2 separate regions of the Homo sapiens genome follow, and region 1 is linked to region 2. Evidence: read pairs that join two places in POLR2A ChIA-PET (ENCODE). Cell type or tissue: Panc1. All regions are shown on one strand. Links, peaks and the distances in the headings refer to the core of each region. The heading gives the core; the rest is flanking DNA.

Region 1 (4,408 bases), core at 223-4,222, 430 kb after region 2:
GTACATATCTAGATCTATTCCTATTTCTATATCTACATGTGTACATCCACGTATATAGCTATATAATATACATACAGCTTATATGTCCATATAATTTGGATGTGGACCTGTCTGCATAAATGGTGAAATTTATGCAGTGATTTCTATCAACACATATATTATAAAAATTATGAGATATCAATTGTAAATGACTTATACCTAGATTTTAAACATATTAAAGATTGGAATGGTGTTTTATTCACCATTTTATATAGCTGGCACAGACAAGTTCAAACACTATTGTTATTAAATATTAGGTAACACTGAATGAGATATAGATTTTAAAAAAGCAACTAAAAATTAAAAACTATACTTAGATGCTGCCCTACTCAAGAATTTATCACAAAAATGCAAAAATGATAAGGCTATGGTAGCTGCTATTCAGCATCCTTTCCCCACTGGGGGTCCAATCTTTTTCTACAGCTACTGAGTAGTGCTAGTTTCCACATTCCACAATGTAATTAAGATTTAGTGATACAGGAGGTCTTATATCTATTTTATAGAGCAATTTCATCAGAAGCAATTGGCCATTTGAAATAACCAACTATAGATTTTTTCTATATTAGACTTATTTTTAATTAGAATGTAACTTATGATTGCCCTGAAAAATCGAACCAAAATTTAGAACTGTATAAAGAAAAAAATAACCTTTCAAAGTTTAATATATATTTGCCAACTATGGCTTATTGTTTTCCATACCATCCGGGTAATGTTTTAGGAGATCTCCCAGACTGGGCAGTGACAGAGGCAAGAGGAGATGAGTGAATACAGGAGTGGTTGCTGAGGTGAGGCATCTGCGTACTAGAAGCTATGGAACTCAGGATCCAAAAGGAGAGTTTAAACAAAATACTACTAAATAAATATTGAATAATTTTTAATGCACTTCTCCAATGTTAAATAGCTTCTCATTCCCTCTGCTACACACATAAATTGTTCTTATGAAAATTAAAATAAACTTTTACTTTGTGAATTGTGATGCCTTAAACCCATATGAGCTGGGGAAGTCTAACACCTATTAAGAGGTAGTTAGGACTTATCCACAGGGTATTCTATTTCCTTTTTCCTACAAGGAAAACAGATTTTTATCTGCTCCTTCATCACATTCCTGAAAATTTATCTGATAGGTGCTTCAAAATTGCCATTTTCCATAGTTTGCACATCAGAAACTCACCCATATAGATTGCTTGATAAAGCACAGATGGTTCTGAAATTTGAATCTTTTTTTAACCAAGTGATATTATGCATATCTGAGTAACAGTGTAACAAAGAACTACCTGTCTTAAAAGAACCATGAGGGACATAGGACATTTGCTAAGCTGGCAGATGGTGTTGTCACGTGCTGTTTAAATTAAACAAACAAACAAACATTTATAGTAGCATAGATGATACGGTTTACAAACAAGTTCTTAGACCTTAGACCTTATCTGGCCTGTTAGTATGACAGAAGACTAGGAATTAACTATGTAATGATTTTTTTCTTCTGACAAGATATGCAACTTTGTAAAATGTATTAACATGGCCATGTTAGGAAACTAAGAGTCTACAGAGTATCTCTTCAGTTGACAGGAGAAATATAGGTACAGAGTCAGGCAGACTGAAGCTTGTGTCCGCAGAGCAAGGCCAATGAGCAAAAGTTATCATTTATAGTCTATACTTTTCTGCTGTATAGTCTCAAACCTCGTTTTCTACGGATGCCCTGTGGTTGCTTCAGTTATACTCTAAACTTCTGAATTTGTAGCAAAAATCTAAAGGGAATGAGAGCTTCATGACTGCATGATTTTAATAAATCTATCAAATTCAAGATCCATTGATAGATATTAGTAAATAATAAACTCTTATTTTACCCACTGTCTTATGACTGCTTGTATGTGTACTTCATATGCAAATGTACGAAATATAGTATTTAGCCATCATAGTGACTTAAACCCTAGAAGCCTTAGTATTTATAACTATAAAATGAGTGTAAACACTGCATCTTCCTCACAGAATGTTTATGATAGTCCAATAAGTTTTTAATTATAACAAGCAACACTTACTAAATGGTTACTATTTGTCATGAACTTTATATGCTTCATTAATTTAATACTTGTAATATCCCTTAAAGAGCTTTCCTTATTATTCTCCTTATGCAGATGAGAAAACTGAAGCACCAAGTGGTTAACTAAGTTGCTCAAGGTCATGGAGACCAGAAGGCAAACCCAGGTAGACTTGATCCAGAGTCCACATTTCCAACCACAGCAATACACAATGTGAGGTCCCATCGTTGCTTGTTATTAACCTAACTGGTTTTCCAGTTTTTGGTCTTTTCCTTTTCTAATCTACCCTCCATATGTCACCAAAATGACCTTTCTAAAATACAATTCTAGCCTACCATTTCTATATAACTTTCCATTTCTTTTCAACTAATCTATACATTCAAATTCATTCTCATATGTGATAAATCCCTTTAGCTTTTGGCTTAAGCTCTCATCCCACTTACCCAATATGCTCACAAACAAGGTCTAAACTATTTTAGGAATTGACAGCATTTTTACTTTTATACCTCTAGAGCTTTCAATATCTGGTGTGCATTTCCTGTAATGTTTCCAACTTTTCTTTAGAAGACAAAACAAATTCCACTCTTCAAGCTCTTTATTAAACTTTTTCAGCGAATCCTGCTGCAATTTCAAGAGAGATGAGTAGCCCTTCCCTGTGCTGTCTAAATCTCAGATTAAACTTGTTTAGTCACATCCCCATGTCACAATTATGAGTTTTCAAGTCTCTCTCCCCCACTGGACTTTGGGCTCTTCCAGGACGGCAATGGAATTTGATGCATCCTTGGATTATGAGTGCATGATATTTGATAAATATTTGGCATTCAAAAATGATTATTCAATGTCTATTTGCCTTCCATAAGAAAGTCGCCTAAGTACCATAGTCACAGCCAGTTCAACGGTTTAATGCAATAAACATTTATGGAACAACTAACGTCTGTCAGGCCCTGTGGTGGTCATAAACAGGTGTGAATAACACCTGGCTCTGCCCTCAAAGAGATGGCAGAGTGGCACACGCAAATTTTCAGTTAATTTTGATACATTCCACTAACATAGGTACTTACTGGGTGACAGGCAAGCAGAGGAGAGACCCTCAACCCAGCCTGAAGAGAAAAAAACAAAGCATGGATATTAAGGCTGTCCCCATTTCAAAATTTTTTTTTTTTTTTTGTGTGAGATGGAATCATGCTCTTTCACCCAGGCTGGATTGTTGCAGTGGCGTGATCTTGGCTCACTGCAATCTCTGCCTCCCGGATTCAAGAAATTCTCCTGCCTCAGCCTCCCGAGTAGCTGGGATTACAGGTGCACGCCACAATGCCCTGCTAATTTTTGGACTTTTAGCCGAGGTGGGGCTTTGCCATCTTGGCCAGACTAGTCTCGAACTCCTGACCTCAAGTGATCCACCTACCTTGGCCCCCAAAGTGCTAGGATTACGGGCGTCATGTACCATGCTGGCCTCAAATTGCCATTTAAACCTCAACTATTAATGTGGTAGAATGTTTTCCATTTAACAGCTACAGTTCAACTACATCTCAATGACTATGACAGTCACCTAGGTTGTTACTAAGATACTTCCCTCGAGGTCTGAGGGATTCAAACATGTAAATCAGGTGCAACTAACATTGTTGAAGTGTTAATTCCTTGATAATTCAAAATGGAAACTAGGTAGTCATCTGTAAACTTAGAGATTTGGCAAAGTGATCAGTTAAGGCTGTGAGTAATGGATGTCAACATGCTTAGTTTTCTTGCATAATAGTAAAAAGAAAGAGAGTAAAAAAGAAAAATGAAAACAAGGAACGAAAGAAAAGTAAAACAAGACGAGATTGTATCACAGCTTATCTGTTTATTTCTCCTATCTGGAATCTTTTTAGATGACATTTTTGGCCTCAGAGTTTTTCTCAGAGACCTGAATAACCACATCACTGTAGCCAATCTTTTATGCTATTTTTCCATCTCTATAAATGTTCTTGAAGTCTAACATTTACAGGTTATATCACAGCTTCTGAAATGAGAATTTCTTGCGGGCAGTCCTCTCTAGTTCATCACAGTATTTCTCACAGGGCCAAGAACTGCATCTTACACATATTACTCTCAGCACAATTATTGAGTGTTGAGTGGATGTAAGTACAAATGTAGAAGTTAGAATTTCACTGCTCAAAATTCTCAGACTGCAGCACAGGAAAAGGAGAATTTATAGAATTAGAATTCAATGGGTCTCAACTATATCAAAATTTTCTCTACAATAGCTCATATATTAGAGACTTTTCCATGCCCTTGTTCCCTTGCAATCTATTTACAGGATAAAAGCCAGAGTAATCCTCTTAAAATATAATAAA
Region 2 (4,408 bases), core at 86-4,085:
CAATTTGACGTGAGATTTGGTCAGGGACAGAGATCAAAACCGTATAACAAGGCTGGTTCATAAAGGCCTTGCAGCCTCCTCTTGGGTCACTAGGAAGGCACTTTCCTGGGTTGCCGTCCCCCTCCAAACTGAGCTGCCATGCTATGAGAAGCTGAAGTATATGGCAGGGCCATCAGGAGGCACTCTGGTTCACATTCCAGCTAAGCTTCAACAATGGCTAGCATCAACTGTGAGCCACCTTGAATGCTCAGTCCACATGACTTCCCCTCAGGCCCAGACATCATGTGACTGAGTTCCTCAAGCCAGAACCACATAGCCAAACTTGGTTAACCTACAGAACTCTGAGAGGTAATTACTAAATTATTGCTTTAAGCCACTAAGCTTTGGGGTGGATCTACAACTACAACTAACTAGATTGCAATCTCATTTTATAGACAGGGAAGCTGAAGGACCAAAAGGTTAAATAATTTGCCAAAAGCCCTACAGTTAATGAGTGGAATTGCTAGGCCTGGATCACAAGTAATTTAACTCTCAACCTTTACCCTGCACTAACCTCTACACCCCTCTAGAAAACATTCTGTGTTATTACTGGCAGTGACAAAACTATGGGATGCATAAATGAATATGATGACCTTCTGTGGAAATTCTCTTGTTCCTAAATAACTTCCCCCTACGTTTTGTAAATTGACGTTGACTTTTTCCCACTGAAACTTTGGAGTTGGACAGGAAAATTAAAATGGCAAATCTGATATAGCTTTGAAAAACACAATACATAAATTACAATCACATTAAGATGATTATGGCATAGGAATGACAGTCAAAGGTAATGAGAAAAGGACTTCTTTTCTAGAGAGCAAAGTAATTATCCTGCAAGATTGTAAGTCGGTTGTAAATCTAAGATACACTGCCTGCCTACTTATGCAAAACTGGTGTTGCTATGTCATTGTTATGTTACTTAATGATACCAATTATTTAAAAATTAAGCACAGGGTACTTCATGACATGGTATTTATTATATCCAAGTGGAGCTGATTTCAAATTTTCTTCAGGGTAACACAGACTTTCACTACTCCTTCCCAAGCCTTTCATATTTTCCCTGGAGCTGCACATTTTTTTATGCTAACACTTTTAGTGGAGATTTCTAACATAAAAAATTAAAAAGGTCAATTTTATGATGAAGCACAGTAGCTTAGATATTTTAAATGGCACCCTAGACTCAAGAAGCTAATTGCTTTTTCATAGCACAACCCTCTGAAGTGCCCACACTGCAAACTGGCTTAGATAAAAACCAGGATGCATCTTTCTCTTCTGTTTCAAGGTCCACTGGGACTTCCTGAGACAAGTGATGCTATAAAGAAAAATAGAAATCACCTGGAGCCTGGGAAAATAATAATGAAGTAAGACTACAATTATGCCAGTCTGAATCCATCTGTCTCTGTGTATTTGCTCCATGTTTCATCACCTGTTCAGTCACAGGTGTACTTGTAATGAAGTCAGGGATCGTACAACCCCATCAAACTAAGACTTCTGAATGTAAGATACACACCATCCTTGCTGACTCATTTAGACAGACCAGCCACCAAGATGGATTTCAAGTCTATGTGGTGCCAGTGTGTAAGATATAGGAGTTTTAGCGGCAGGACTAAATGAAACCCTGAATTCTTCTTAGAGAATATATTCTAGTACATACATCTTTTGCTGATCCCTGTTAGTATACAATAGAAATATTACCTAATGTTTGCTTTATAGGAATAATAAAATGTAGCATTTGAAACAGAAACAATATAGACTGGAAAAGTTAGCTGAAGTGCTGCAAGTAAAAAACAAATGCCTATTAACCTACACTTATTTTGCAGGCTGAAATCCTGCATCAGTTTCTGCTGGACTTTATAAAAGCATAGCTTATACAGAGTAAATATTAAATTGTCATAATGTTTATCATTTAGGAGAGCTCTAGTGTGATAAAGACACAGAAGTGTACTCATAACTGCGATATGAAAAAATAATAGATGTTTTATATGAAGAAACAAATTGTGATGAAAATCTTAGAATATAAGTTAGGTATTACATGGTTAATGAGCCACTAGATTAAAAAATCTGTTGAGTAACCAAGGATTAAGCCAGAAACACCATCATCTAATTAATTTAATTGTGTTTTTCAACACAAGACATCTTTTCCTTCTTCTTCTGATTCCTACATCTCACCTCACCACTACTGTTGTCATATTCATTACCTTTACATTGTGAAAATCTAGTTGATTTGTTTTGGGAATTTTAAGACCTAGGGATTCTGCAGATGCCCAGGTTATGTGTTCTGACTCTTAGACCCTTAATGATTATACTGCACTTTAATTTTTAAAAACTTTTCAAGATTTAAAGAAAACCCTGGGGAAAAACGATTAATATTATGATTTTTATTTTATAATGGAGGTAACAAAAGCTATGCGCAAATAACTCATTGAAGGTCATGCAGGGAGTCAATAGAAAAAAATCCATCTTTTAGTTTTCTTTGCTACTGAGGCACTTACTAAATCGCAAGTGACCTTGTTTGGAACCCCTATTCATGCAAGTGTCAAACAAATTACAGTAGCCTAAATAAGTACTGATTGTTTCAACTGTGGAACAAGTTCCCTAAATTCTGTTATTTCAATCTTCTTGACCTATACAGCTACTTATTTTCCTGCAAAAAAAAAAAAAAAATAGATCCTTTTACTTTTTTGTAAATTTATACAATCAAGCGCAGAAAACAACATATCAATTGGGTTTGATTCTCAAGAAGACACCTAAACATGCTTGAGGTTTCAGCAATTTAACTTGTCAGGGTGACACAGATAGCTAAGTATTTGCTTCTGTTATGAGGGATTTATGTGTTTTCCCATGATGATAGCACAAGAAAGACCAGCTATGAGGCAATATCAGGCTTATAAGAGGAACATCCATTTTTTGTCCGGTAGACAGCAAATCTGGAGGCCTATTTTCAATCCCGCAGGTCTCAGGGCATGGGAGGTGGCTTGCGGCAGGGAGAAAACTCTGAAGCAAAACCAGTTTGTATGTGGCCCTTTTGGGGCTCGGAAAATGATGCCCCAAAATATGGCACTTAGGCATACTGAGTACTTTTAATGAAAGGAAATTGGAAAACCTCAGAAGCAGCCTCAGAAGCAAACTCTCTCTCTGAGCTTCTCCTTTCCTCCTGTCTCCCACTTCACATTCGCATGCAAAGTGATTCATACAAACCAGAATTCATCTTCTCCAAGGTAGGTCATGGAAGCTAGAACCCCTCTCCTCCAAAGCAAGCAATCAAATCTAGAAAGATCACTCTTTACCTTCTCCCTGAAGACTCTCACAGAGGTCCTTCCTCCTACCTGAGAGGATGAAATGCTACACAGAGAGACCAAGAAGAATCTGAACAGACAGATGAGTTTGCCCTCTCAGTCTATTGCCATTAGATCCCACCATTATGTCCAATCACATGTCTACAAGGCTGTCCATTCTTCAAGGAACCTAAGCACAAAAGCAGTTTCCCCTGCATCTTTGGGTCTTCATTTTGAATGCCATCATGCTACATAAAATTTTGCTTAAATAAATTTGTTATGCCTTTCTCTTGTTAACCAGTCTTTACTTAGAGGAGTGTTGGCCATGGCCCTTATGATGGGTGAGAAAAGATAGCACATCTTTCTGTTCCTGCAGCCCTCCTTCCTATATGAACCTATGTGTTCTTTGAACCCTCCTACTTTAGCCGAGTTTGCATTCCATTTCCTTTTTCACTTAAGGTAATAGGAAAATGAAATATTTTTTAATGCAACATAGTCCTCTGAAAATAAATGTCCTTTCAAGTCACAAAGCAGATTTCTTCATATCTGCCAGAACTCTCGTTTTAAAATAGACATGGCTTAAAATTTGGTTACTCAGGCTACTGTTATCAATATAAGACCATTGCATTATGTGAATGCACAGAACAATATTTAACCTTCATAAAGCTCTCAGAATCAAATCAATAAGTGGAGTTCAAGGAAAATTCTTGCAAGAGAGTTATGAGATCTTTAAAATATTTGTCTGAGATTCATGCTATTGTCCTGGTAAGAATAGATTTGCCCTAAGAAACCCTTAAATGAGTTTTGATGGCTGGTGTTCTGAGCTGGTCAATCTCTCTGACATATACGTTTGTATCTAAATCTTCTGCAGTCTAAAGTATTTTCAGAAGCAGAGGCAGAAAGGGTTGTTTATTAATCCCTGATGGACCACAAGGTATCATCCATATTGAAAATCTGTTCTGAGGTTCTACTTTTTTTTTTTTTTTCTGGGTAGGCTACAGTAGCAGTAAATCCTGTTTACCTAGTTAAAGACAAATGAAGACATTAAAAGAAGCAAAGAACAGTCTTTCCATGCACTACTGAAAAAACACTATCCA

Evidence for each region. Peaks named below come from ENCODE experiments on the same cell type or tissue, not always from the same donor. Only the 100,000 strongest peaks of a DNase experiment are listed, where the experiment ranks them.
Region 1: POLR2A ChIA-PET joins it to region 2 with 5 read pairs; 1 of 35 experiments calls an interaction of 5 or more read pairs at or near these places.

What each region holds. Positions count from the first base shown.
Region 1 is chr6:124,260,701-124,265,108 of GRCh38, reverse strand. The region is part of intron 1 of NKAIN2 (sodium/potassium transporting ATPase interacting 2); the gene reads right to left. Among named protein-coding and RNA genes, the nearest start is that of NKAIN2, 460 kb to the right of the region's middle. In Panc1, for the core only: no CTCF peak of the experiment used is centred there; no DNase peak of the experiment used is centred there; H3K27ac peaks cover 423 bases.
Region 2 is chr6:124,695,061-124,699,468 of GRCh38, reverse strand. The region is part of intron 4 of NKAIN2 (sodium/potassium transporting ATPase interacting 2); the gene reads right to left. Among named protein-coding and RNA genes, the nearest start is that of RNF217, 270 kb to the left of the region's middle. In Panc1, for the core only: no CTCF peak of the experiment used is centred there; no DNase peak of the experiment used is centred there; H3K27ac peaks cover 865 bases.